Linked DNA regions of Mus musculus: all the other regions are linked to region 3. Evidence: chromatin loops called from intact Hi-C (ENCODE). Cell type or tissue: heart. All regions are shown on one strand. Region 1 holds the start of Frem2 (Fras1 related extracellular matrix protein 2). Region 2 holds the start of Trpc4 (transient receptor potential cation channel, subfamily C, member 4). Region 3 overlaps Frem2 (Fras1 related extracellular matrix protein 2).

What was found. A loop is a pair of places that touch in the nucleus more often than their neighbours do. Peaks named below come from ENCODE experiments on the same cell type or tissue, not always from the same donor. Only the 100,000 strongest peaks of a DNase experiment are listed, where the experiment ranks them.
Region 1: it touches region 3 in a loop (11-fold over the local background); 13 of 42 quality-filtered maps call a loop at or near these places.
Region 2: a loop joins it to region 3, with 4 times the contacts of the local background. A loop is called at or near these places in 9 of 42 quality-filtered maps.

The regions. Positions count from the first base shown.
Region 1 is chr3:53,656,684-53,660,683 of GRCm38, forward strand. It overlaps Frem2 (Fras1 related extracellular matrix protein 2), which reads right to left and starts at 672. Exons shown (of 24, transcript NM_172862.3): 1 at 1-672. The coding sequence starts at 401. In heart, a CTCF peak has its summit at 1,697 (motif pointing left); a DNase peak (open chromatin) is centred at 768; H3K4me3 peaks cover 2,074 bases; H3K27ac peaks cover 1,890 bases.
Region 2 is chr3:54,153,629-54,157,628 of GRCm38, forward strand. It overlaps Trpc4 (transient receptor potential cation channel, subfamily C, member 4), which reads left to right and starts at 2,429. Exons shown (of 11, transcript NM_016984.3): 1 at 2,429-2,631. In heart, a CTCF peak has its summit at 1,871; no DNase peak of the experiment used is centred here; H3K4me3 peaks cover 2,557 bases; H3K27ac peaks cover 240 bases; H3K27me3 peaks cover 1,685 bases.
Region 3 is chr3:53,524,268-53,528,267 of GRCm38, forward strand. It overlaps Frem2 (Fras1 related extracellular matrix protein 2), which reads right to left. Exons shown (of 24, transcript NM_172862.3): 17 at 1,492-1,684. Among named protein-coding and RNA genes, the nearest start is that of Stoml3, 38 kb to the left of the region's middle. In heart, a CTCF peak has its summit at 1,538 (motif pointing right); no DNase peak of the experiment used is centred here; H3K4me3 peaks cover 514 bases.

The DNA.
Region 1 (4,000 bases), 130 kb after region 3:
AGGTGCGAGTAGCGCACCTCACCCGGGCCATAGTCGCACGCAAAACGCTTGGGACTCAAGTGGCCCGGCCGCTGGGCCAGCGCGTCGTTGTCTAACACGGTCACTGTGCAGCGGTCTCCTGGCTGCACCTGCAGCACCAAGTCACGCAACGGATCCAGCCAGACTTCGCGACCGAAGGGCACACGGAGCCCGCGGTTTGCCACCACTATAGCTTCCTCTGTAGGGACTCCCGAAGTCCCGGAGAGACCCAGGGACTGAAGTGCTGCACCGGGGCCAGCAGCCTGTGTGGAGACGTAGCTTACCAGTGACAGGAGCAGCAGCAGCAGCAGCAGCCTAGGCGACTGTGCGAGTATCGGCTGGAAGCTGGAGAACTTGGCTGTCCTGCGCGCACGGCTGGCCATCCCGGGAGCCCTTGTGGTATGCAGGCTGCCGGCCTTAGAGTTCCGACAGTTCACCCGGCGGGTATGCAAAGCTAGACTTTGCAGGCTCCTAGAGAGCACGGTGGGAAGGGCCGGGAACTCGGCGCGGTGCCTGCGGGGCCCTCCCAGTGGCAGGGCTGGACCAGGAGGATGGCCAAATGCACCGCACGGTCCCTCCTTGGAGCCGCAATCCAAGGCACTAAACACTTCCAGCGCGTCCCGGGCGTGTAGCAGTCAGGAGAGTCCCTACGTCCCAGGTCCCGGGAACTTTGAGTCCTTTGAGGAAAATCTCTCCCTTTGCACCCCTAACTCCAATTCTCTCAGGGGACCAATCGCTGATCGCTGGAGGAGGCCCTGAGTCCAGGGTTGGGTAGTGACTGCTGTCAATCAGCTCCCAGGCGGGGAAACTGCGCAGAGCTGCTCTGAGAGAGGTGCAACAGGTTGGTTGGAATGGAGGGGCGCCCTGAGCTTGCTTGCCCGGACCTGGGGCTGCGGCTCAACCACCAGCCTGCGCGGCTCTACGGACTCAAGTCTTCAGGTCTAAAGATTAGTGCATCTATTAATGCATCTCAGTCCCGTTCCTTGGTCATTGAAATCTCTCCCGGGATGGCCACCTCTTGTCGAAACTTCCAAAGCCAGGGTGGGAGTGAAGAACAAAGTTGAACACACCTTGTTGTTGAGTTTGAAAAGGAACCCAGAGCAGTTTGGGAAGGCACTGGAGATTTTCAAACAGACAGGGGATTAAAAGCCAGACCTACCTAGCTAGAGCAGGTGCAATACCCACCAGGGTCACCACCACAAGCCCCCACCCCCGCCCCGACTCCCACCCCCACCCAAGCCCTTGCTGATTTTCCCGTGCTTTACGAAACGGACCCTGTCCGGCGGATTGGTGGCGGTGGTTGTTGTTGTTTTTTAAATCAAGCCCCTCCTTTGCAGTCAAAGTTCACAGAGTTAAAGTGAAAAGAAGCATTTGGGGTGTGTGAGAAATGCAGTCTGATCAGAATCGCCAGTCTCCCACCAGAGAAGTTCCAGAGAATGTAGCCCCAGGCTGTCCTAAACTACCCCTAGCTAGAGAGCTGTCACTGCAGACGCTCAGTTCACCTTGCAGAATTTAGACGAAGGACAAGCTAAACCCAGCTGTCAGCAGCATAGCTTTTTTTCCCCGTTTTTCTTTTTCCACGCCGAGAGAATTGATAAATACCCGGAGGGCAAAGAAGAGTTTAGATAAACCTCTTTTCAGCTAGACCAGATTGAAACCCTAGGCTGGGCGCTTCCTGCCCCCTTGTGTCGGTTGGTCAGGTTTCCTCAGTATGCAGATTCCTCTCCCTGCGCTGCACCCAAACCCCCTCACAATCAAAACCCAGTCGCTTTCAATGGGGTTCTGGGCACTCTTGCTTATCACGTCGAAATATTTTCCCCAGTAATATAAAAGGGACTATGAAAGAAGGACCTGAAATAATGCCTATTTCTCTTCAATAAAACACCGAATTTGGGAAACAGGATGCGTTGAGAATCCTTGTAAATTTCAGTCTAAATGAAAGTCGTAAGATTTAAGTGTGACGCGTTTTAAGGAAGAAATGAACAATCACTTTAAACCTTCCTGCAGCCAGCCTGCCAGCCTCTACCTCAGGAGTCTGACTCCTGTCTGATGTAGTCACACGTGTTTCAGGCCAAAGCCCTAATTTCGTTGCTAGATTTTGATGTTAAATGTCTGATTCTATTCTAAGAAATTCACTGGCCTCTGAGGATGAGATGTGAAAGATTCTAAAAGTCTTTTGAGAAAAAAAAGTGAGGCATTTATGCAAACAAACTGGTGGTATTTAGTTAGTAGAAGCTCCTCTGGGTTCTGTGCTTTGTACTGTTGGGGGGGTCTTCAACTCCTACTACATGTCTCAGTTTATGACAAAAATAGAAAGGACACAGCCAGTACTTGAAACACATGAGAAAATTCCCATCCAACTCCTGGCCAGTTTCCAATTATCTTTGATGTAATAATTTTATGATTTATCACGTTGATTTATGGAACTCCAATGGCCAAGACATGAGAATATTCCGGTTTCTGTTTGCAAGTATGTAAGAAGATGTCAAGTGGAGTAGATGGTCAGTTTCAGAATAAAGGTCTTTCTGTACCATGTTCTAAGTCCTACTTAGTGAAAGAGAAGTCAAATGGATGCCAAGTGTCCTTACTCTGTGTGTGTGTGTGTGTGTGTGTGTGTGTGTGTGTGTGTGTGGCCTGCCTGAAAGCCACAGCCTGACCTCTGATGGTTCCCAGTGGCTCCAGGCTTTTTCCTTTCTTCCTTTTAAAGTCCAACAATGTTTGATTTGCCAGCAGTGATAAGATCAGTATTTGAAGTATGGTCAGATGCCTGAAGGGTAGTGTTCAATATTTTGTTTTGTGCTAAGAAAATACAGGCTCAAGTTTATTTTTAAGTAACCTAAGGAAATCAATAAACTGGACTTTTAGGTGACTTTAAATTTTAGCCTTTCTTAACTGAAGTAATGGAATAATTCTTTAGAAACATTTTTTAATTAAAAATCTTAGTTTACTTTTTTAATCAGACAGCTAGCAATATAGAGTTGCTTAAATATTTTTTATATGGATGATCATTGCTGAAAATGGTAATATATTACATTTTTGTCAGAGAGTTTTGAATAGCAATTCAACATTAAAAGATATCTGCTTAAGTTAGCAAGGAAATGCCATTTTAAGGAAAATGTTCTTTATCTTAAAAGTGATGAAATAAGTTAAAAAGTACTTTTTTTTTAGATCTAGGTTTAATTCTTTAGCTCTTACTTCCAAATCCAAACAAAATATCCCTTAGGATGCATTTTTTTTTTCACATCTTGGAAAATTCACACAAAAACTCTCTTCAAAACAACAAACTTAATTTTAGTGGCTGTTGAAACCTGAAAGATTTCCGGCCTACGGTCAAGCATCAAAGAGCGGATTTCCTGAAGTAAAGGAGGTATTTAAGATGAAGGCAAGATAGTCAGCTGGAAATGTAAAGCCAGGCTGCGGCTAAGGGAGCAGCTGATAACATCGGAATATTTTACTTTTCATTATGGAGTTTGCTTCACTCTTCCTGTGTCTTCTATTGAATCCTGAGACTCTAATAGTCTCAGAGGCACTTCAGAAATTTGTACATCCCTCCTTAAGGATCCATGATTGATTGGCTTCAGGTTCCTTGCCTCCAAGGCCCAAACCTGCAAATGTGTATGTCCTGTATGTAAAATGAGTACAGAGTTTGTATATAATCTATGTACAACCTTCCCTATATTTAAATCACCTTCCATATATTTTAAATTCGTGGTACCAAAGATGATATAAATGTGTAGACAGATGTGCTGGGGTTTTTGTTTTTGTTGTTGTTGTTTTCTTTTTTTTTTAATTTTTTTCCTTTATTTTTTTTATTAGGTATTTTCCTCGTTTACATTTTCAATGCTATCCCAAAGGTCCCCCATACCCACCCCCCCAATCCCCTACCCACCCACTGCCCCTTTTTGGCCCTGGCGTTCCCCTGTACTGGGGCATATAAAGTTTGCAAGTCCAATGGGCCTCTCTTTGCGGTGATGACCGACTA
Region 2 (4,000 bases), 630 kb after region 3:
TGCCTTACCGCTGCCATTCCTTGGTTTACTTCCTGTTGCTAATTTCAAGGCAACAGTAACTTCTTCTTTCCTTGAATCAGACACAAACCTAAACTCCAAATAAACAAATCTGCTTGAGTGTAGATTCCTTTGGCCCCACTGACCTGCAGCTTAAGGACTTACAGGTTTCTTCTCACCAGACTGTTTAAATGCCTTACCTTTTTTTTTTTTTTTTTTTTTGTATAATTACCAATCATTTCATGTATCACAAGCACAGCTACGGCAATCCAGACTTGCACACGCTGCTGCTGAGGAGGGTTTGTGGTCCATTGCTCTTCCTTCCAAGGGAACACAGGCTGCTAGGAGCAAACGCCGATGATGCTGGTGTGCGTTTTGTGGTCCTCAAGGTTTTGCTTTTGCTTTCCTTTTTTTTTTTTTTTTTTTTTCTATTTTGTTTTTATTGTGGACTCACATCCACCTTTCTTATGGGAAGAATAACAAATTAGGGAAGACTAGAAAAAATATCTGTCTCTGATATCATGATAAAAAATGGTATCTGCTATGAAGAAGTAAGAGCCCTAAGAGAGCTGTGTGGATGATCTCAAGTGTTGAGTTCCTTTTCAAGCATCCTTAAACCTGTCTTAAGGACCTACACTCATGACAGCCTGTATTTTAGCAGAAACACTTCTTCAACCAATGTCTGCTCCAGGTTTGGTTTTTATACATTTACTGATCATTAAGAAAAACAGGTTTTGTGAAATTTTTTTTTAAAGAAGTAGTTTCAGTTGTACCACGCCAAACAGATGTCGATGTGTGTTTTTCTTCTTTTCTTCTTCAGTAGAAAGTAGGTTTAGATTTATTGTAAAGTTCATCTCCATGTCTACCGAGTGATGTGTTTTGCATATTTTATAAAATCCAGTGTTTAATGCTAAGACAAGAAAACTACCTTTGAAAGATGTTGACACACATTTATGGAGATCTGTAGAGGGATTCGGGGTAGGGATGGAGTTCTTCTGTTGCTCATCCAGTTTTCTGGTACAGGTTTGTTTGGTGTACTGTAAAGGCCTCGGTATTTTGTGGGACGGACTGTGGGCTGTGCTCTCTCAAAATCACTCTAGGGGTCATGCTGACCTATGAGAGGAGCAGTTAGCTCAGGAGAAAGAAAACTTGACAACTACAAACAGCATTTTGAAAAGAACAACAAAACAAAACCTTCACTCCAAAGAGTACACTCCAAAGTCAACAAAGCCTCCTTACTCTGCAATTACCCTTAAAAAACAAAAACAAAAAAACGAAACGGAAAAAAAAAAAAACCCACCTCACTCATCTGACGTTCAGAAACGCAGAGTGAGCCTGAGTCTATTAAATCTTGCTGCTGGGATGCTTACAGGCGATGGGGGGAGCTCACAACCGCCTGTGCTCTGAAAAAGAAACCCGAGAAGTGAAGGTAGGAGGGGGCTGAAGCCTTTTGGCAAACGCACTGCTAAGTTTGTCCCTTGGTCTTGAGATCACGAACAATAAAGGTGTGGCAAGTTACATGAACTTTTCCACCTCTGTACTTGGATCTTATTTTTGTGTATGAATACTACACCAAGAGATAAGCTGTATCTGGAAGCTCAAGATTAGAGTTAGAGATGCTGAGTCCGGTGGCAGACACCGTCGTTCACCAACATGCCCACCTGCAGCCACCAGGACCTCCAGCTCCTACGCTGGCCCATAATTTGGGATTAAATACGTGGGAATCTTGATTGCCAGTTGTTTAGAGGGAGCCAGGTAGGAGTGGATGGGATGCTGGGGGCTTATCATTTATTTATTGCCACTGTCTGGATTGTTGATGGTAGTGGCAAGCACATCCCTGCACTAGCAAGGCAAGTGTGACACCTTGAGGACAGGGAAGGGGGTGCCAGGAGTCCAGGGCGGCTACAAGAGTTGCCAGGGCTGGGTAGGGGGAGAGACAATTTGTTCCAATCCTTTGACCAGCTGCTTAGTATGGTTGGAGCAGGGCTTTCCAGGGTTGGGTTCGGTTGACAAGTGAAGTTTTGCATTTCTCCTGGGCTACACCAAGCCCTGATCTGTGTATGCCAAACACCCAAGACCTCCGGGTCTGTCCTGACCACCACTTAGCTGAGTGACAAGCAGACATATGGCGAGCCACCCTGCTTGCTGACTGACCTGGAGAGATGCTCCCGGGTGGCGCGTTGAGGTGTTTGTGGGTCCTTTATACCCGCTCCTAGGGAGGTGCGTGGGATGCGCATCCATTCGGGCAGACCCAGGATGGGTGGGGGCGGTCCTCCAGGCTGCTCTTTGGCCACCTTGGGAACGCAACTTTTCCGGGGGTATAGGTGGGGAGAGCATCAGTGCCTGGTGGGCGAGGCTGTCGTCCTGGGCACCCCGCCCCCTCCTGGGCTGCCCCTCCCCCGCGCCCCTGCTCTGGCTCTCCAGCATCCTCACTCCGCCCAGTTCTGTGCCAGCTGCGTGGGCTCTGGTTTCGTGCGGGTTTTTTTCCCCCTTGGAATGCTCCAAAAAACTCGGTAGCGACTACGGAAACCCCATCGGAACTGACCAGCTGCGCTAGCACCAGGCACAGCACTGGTGCTGCGCGCTCGCCGAGCCCACCTCGGTCACTTCAACCACCAGATTGCAACTTTGCGGGTAAGAGAGGGTGCAGGCTCCGCGCTCCAGACGCGGGCCTCACATCTGGGATACTGATTAAGTTTCCTAAGCCGACTGGGAAGCAGGCTCCCTGCTAGGAGGCGGGTATCCCTGGGGGCTTACGCGAGTCACCAGGGTGCAGCAGCTTTTTAAGGTTCTTCTTCTTTTTAAAAAGGTTGCTTTTTTAAGGTTCGGGGAAAGATTTTCGCGAAGCTTTCTTTGGATGACCTGGGATAAGGGGGAGTTTGGGGGTGCTTCCAGGCTCTCTCTGTATCGCGTTGTGAGGCAGGGGTGAGGACGAAGAGCGAACCCCCGGTGTGATTTACATGGTAAACAAAGGATCAGCCCTTATCCCCGCGGTGCTGGGGAGCTCGGTGCTTGTGTACAACCTCCCGTGCGCGTTTGGACGTTTGGAGAGGATGGAAATGACATGGTCCTTGGGCACGTAAGGTGAGCTCTATGACTCTCCAACGAGCTGAGGGCACGAAGGGAGGACAGCGACCGCTGTTCAGTGGGTTCATTCCCCTCTGCGTCATTTTCCTCTGTCAAGCAGCAAAAGCACTTTTAAGCTTGTGGTTGGACCAGGTTTGGGGGTTCCTAGTTCGCTTGGCAACTGAGATTCCAGCTGAACCAGTGACTCTGCTTGCTACTTGAGTAGATAGCTTGAATCCATGGCGCAACTTGTTGTTTCCAGCTGCGAACTGCCTTTTGTGACTCCAGAGAGAGACAGAGAAAGATAGAGACATGAGGGTGGAGGTGAGCTGGGCAGAGGGACCAAAGACCATGTGTCCAGTGTTCTCCAGCCACTGTGGTGTATCCCTGCCCACTGCGGTTTTTCCCAGGGGAGCATTATCATTAAATACCGCTGGCTGCTATAAAAGGTTATCAAGTTACTTACGGAGGGAGTAAGCTACTAAGCCAAACGAGTGGGAAGAGAGAGAAAACGCTGTCACTGTGCCTTTAAAATGAAATCTTCGAACAGATTTGTAAAACTGTGATAAAATAAACCACCGAGGTTCATAGGCTCGCTGGCTTTTCTCTCGTAGTCATCACAATGCAAAGTACTTAAAAATTCTTTAGGAAGAATAAAAGATTTAGCAGAGGATTTTTTTTTAAAGACTCAGACACCGAGAGTAGGAGTTGGCGGTTATGTTAACGGTGTTACGATTTGCTATTTAAAGTTATATTTGTAACGCCTACTTCTGTTCATCTGGACAGTAAACCAGGAAACATCCAGCTCTTAAGAGAAACAAAGTAGTAAGATATAGGGGTAATCCTGTCCGAAACTCAGAATTAGGATCAAAATTGAATTTAACGTGGGTAAAGTGAATGAAGGTCTTTACAATCTCTGCAAATCAATGCTGTGGTT
Region 3 (4,000 bases):
CAGAACAACTGCGGAATTGTGCGGGCTTAAAGAAAACTGATGATTCTCAACGACCACCCTTGTACAGCACTGAAGTGTGTGGGTAGGAGAGAGAGAGAGAGAGTTTGAGGCTAGCCTGGGCTACACAGTCAGCCTGGTGAGGCTAGCCTGGGCTACACAGTCAGCCTGGTAAGGTCCTCCCAACCCCCTTCTTCACCTAGAAGAGAAATGAAAATATTCATTTTTTTCTGTGTATCTTCTAAGATACAATGTGGAGTTAAATCCCTTGAGGCAGTCTGCATCGACCGTCCAGGATGGTCACTGTGTTTTCCTCATTGCTCGAAGGGAATTTTAATCTGTCCTATATGATGGAATTATACTTCAGGTATGCTATCAATTGGTCCTGTCTTCCTGGCTGTCAATGTGTCAAGTTGCTGTGATATAGATGTTCAGAGACTCAGCAGAGGAATGTGAGCCCGAGAGGAAAAAGCATGAATTCTTTTTGTGGGTCATCTAGACACGTGTGCACTTTGCTTGCAAAAACTTTATCACCACCACCACCATCATCATCTGAGAGTCAGTCTTACTACACAGCCCAGGCTGTCCTCAGACCCACAGCGACCCTCCTGCGTCATCCTCTTAAGTGCTGGGATTACAGATGCGAGCTACATGCCTAGATAGCTTCTGTACTTCCCGATTCCCACCTGGGTACCAACAGCTCTGCAGATGCTGAAGGGCTTAGAGTCAGGAGCTCTCTGTGCCAGTGTTCTATGGCATTTGTCTATGATATCACGGAATGATGGCGTTTTAACCAGAAAGCGACTGAAGCTTGGACTGTCCTTCAGAAGAAATTCAAACCTCAAGTTTAAGCAGTGTGCTTGAGGTTACGCGGATCACAACGAATCAGTTGTAGAGTCAGAACTGGCACCCAGGACAGGGTTTATCATTGGACTTTAAAGTGATCCTCTCATTTCAGAAGCAAAATGTGCAACTTTCCCCCGGATTTTATTCCCAACTTTCACAACTGGAATTCCTCTATTTAGTACAAACCAGAAAGCTCTATGGATTGGCCTATGTAAAATATAAACAATTAGTCACATGCAATAGACTGTATGCCTGAAACAAAGATGTTAAATTTCACAGTCAAACATCATGCAAAGTTTGAAGCATTGATATGATCTTTCCTTGACAAAGGGTCCCCCCCCCCCACTTCGGTTTTTCGAGACAGGGTTTCTCTGTGTAGCCCTGGCTGTCCTGGAACTCACGTTGTAGACCAGGCTGGCCTTGAACTCAGAAATCATCCTGCCTCTGCCTCCCGAGTGTTGGGATTAAAGGCGTGCGCCACCACGCCGGGCTTGACAAAGGTTTTAAAACGTCACGTTATTAGAGAATATAAAAATAACGATATCGAAAGGTGCCCCCCCCTAATTTTTACCTGAAATAAAAACAAAATTATCATTCTGAGTAATTACCACAGGTAGGAAAGATGCTTTGGGAGCCACAGCCACCCACCTTGCAGCTCAGCTTCCGGGGGGCTGCCGATCCCATGGTTCCACAAGATGGCAGTGTCGTACACGAATGTGAGTCGGAGCTCTGACTTCAAGTCGAAATGCTGCCAGCCGCCCACGCCCACGGGGGAGTGGAACACGTAGGAAACGTACAGAGGAACTCGAAGGGTCACGTAGGACTGCACGAGGTTGAGGACCTAAAACAATTGAACCATTTGCAGCAGCGTTAACCAAATCAGCCCACTTATGCCGACGCCAGATTTTGTGCCATTAGTGCACAGAATAAACAACAGCCTTTCTCAGCACGGCAAGCATCCCTTCACTTCTCCCAGTGCGCACATGCAACAGGGACGTGCGCCAGAGTTCCTTAAAATAACACTATTTTCAGCAAAGTAAGTCCTTTTTACTTTTGAGCAGTTTTATCAAGATACAGGTCTCATACCACATAATTCACCCAGTTAAGTGAAGAATTCAAAGTTTTTTTTATATGTGCAAGGAGTCCGGCAGCCATCACGCCAGTTTGAACCGGAGGGGCAAACACAGATGCACTCCTTGAATTTGCCTCTTCTGACACTAGAAATGAATCTTGTCAGTTGCAGGTTTTGGCGCTTCACTCCCTTCTGTTATGGGATATCAACCAGACATATAGCTACATTCTACTTTATTGATCTCCATCAGAGGATGATTTGCTACCGTAAGTTTGGAACTCTTATGCAAAAATGCATCTATAAACTTATTTTTAAATCATTTAGAGGAAGCTAGGATGAACATTAAAGAAGCAAAACCAAGCATATTTAGCAATGACATGGTGCAGTTCCAATGTCTTCAAAATAATTAGATGAACTGTTTTAGAATTTCATATTTTCCTTCTTTTGGTAGTCAACAGATGAGGTAAGGGAAGTCGGGAGGATAAATTAATCCCTGTCAAGTACCTACCGAATTTCAGACAATGTATTGGTTATTAATAACAGCTTTATTATTTTATTCTCATAATTGAATCTGTGTGTATGCAAGGTGGTTTGACGGGCGAATGGATGATGGACAGAAAAGAAGCAGGAGAGGGAACTCGAAAAGGACTCAGGCGAGCTCACCAAAAGATTTGAAAATGTATTTTTATATTAAGTGCATAATATAGTGCCTGCATCTACATATGTGTACCACATGGTATATGGCTGGTGCCCACAGAAGTCGGAAGAAGGCATTCAGGTATCTTGGTACAGGAGCTACACACAGTTGTGAGCCAACTTGTGAGTGCTCTGAGTGAAGCCATATGGGAGCAGCCAGTGCTCTTAGCCACAGAGCCATCTCTCCTTCAGTGCAGCCCTCTCAGCAGAATTCTCTGAACCTCCTGAGCAGCCGGTGGAAGTCAGAACCTAGTCTCTAGCCTGTGTTTATCTCTCCCACACATTACTACATTGGACACACTGCAGAGAGGTCCTAAAACCGCCTAACAAAAATGGCTGCATTTTAATCTCCAAATGCTCCAAGGACCAGCATCATGATTGCAGCACCTCTTTGTGCAAGAGGAAATGGTTAGCTTGACTCTCCTTGGAAGTTCCAACCGGGCTGTTGAAACTGGTCTCCGTCAGAGAATCAACACAGGGACTAGGCCTGTACTTAGGTCATGAGAACCGAGCTGTGATATGTCATACTACCACAGAGTTAAGAGCGAACTCCCCAAATCACACACAGACAGTATAAACCCATAATAAAAACACACAGTGACAAAGAACCAGCCACAAGACAAGCAACTTGTTTGGTTTTCACACATGGGATGCAAACAATTTTCCCTGCCTGGTGAATCCGTGCCTTGTATGCCTTGGATGCCTTTTTTTCTTCCCCAAGAGCAGCCATCATTACAACCACTGAACAATGAGTTCTGAAAAGCACTTGATACTCTGGCTATTGGGAGAGTGACTTGGTCAGCCTATCTGCCACTGGTGATTAAGATTCATGCTTCATTCCATGACTTTAGTTAACTTTAAGATGTTAGACTTTAGGCATGGATTTTTTTTTTTTTTTTTTTAAACATTCAACATTCAGTGAATGTTTTCTTTTCTTTTTTTTTTTTTTAAACATTCAACATTCAGTGAATGTTTTCTTTTCTTTTTTTTTTTTTTTTAAAGATTTTATTTATTGATTATATGTAAGTACACTGTAGCTGTCTTCAGACACTCCAGAAGAGGGAGTCAGATCTTGTTACGGATGGTTGTGAGCCACCATGTGGTTGCTGGGATTTGAACTCCTGACCTTTGGAAGAGCAGTCGGGTGCTCTTACCCACTGAGCCATCTCACCAGCCCTAGGCATGGATTTATAATGGAAAAACATAGCTTAATTTTTTTTTTTGCCAATATTGACATACTCTCCATCAAATGTTATTGGAACACTGCTCTAGAGGGAAGTTTTTTCTCAATCAGATAATTGGAATATAGCATCCTGTATAATTCTCATTATTTAACTTTTGGGAACATCCTATGTAGCTTAATACTCATGGCAATCCTCCTGCCTCAGC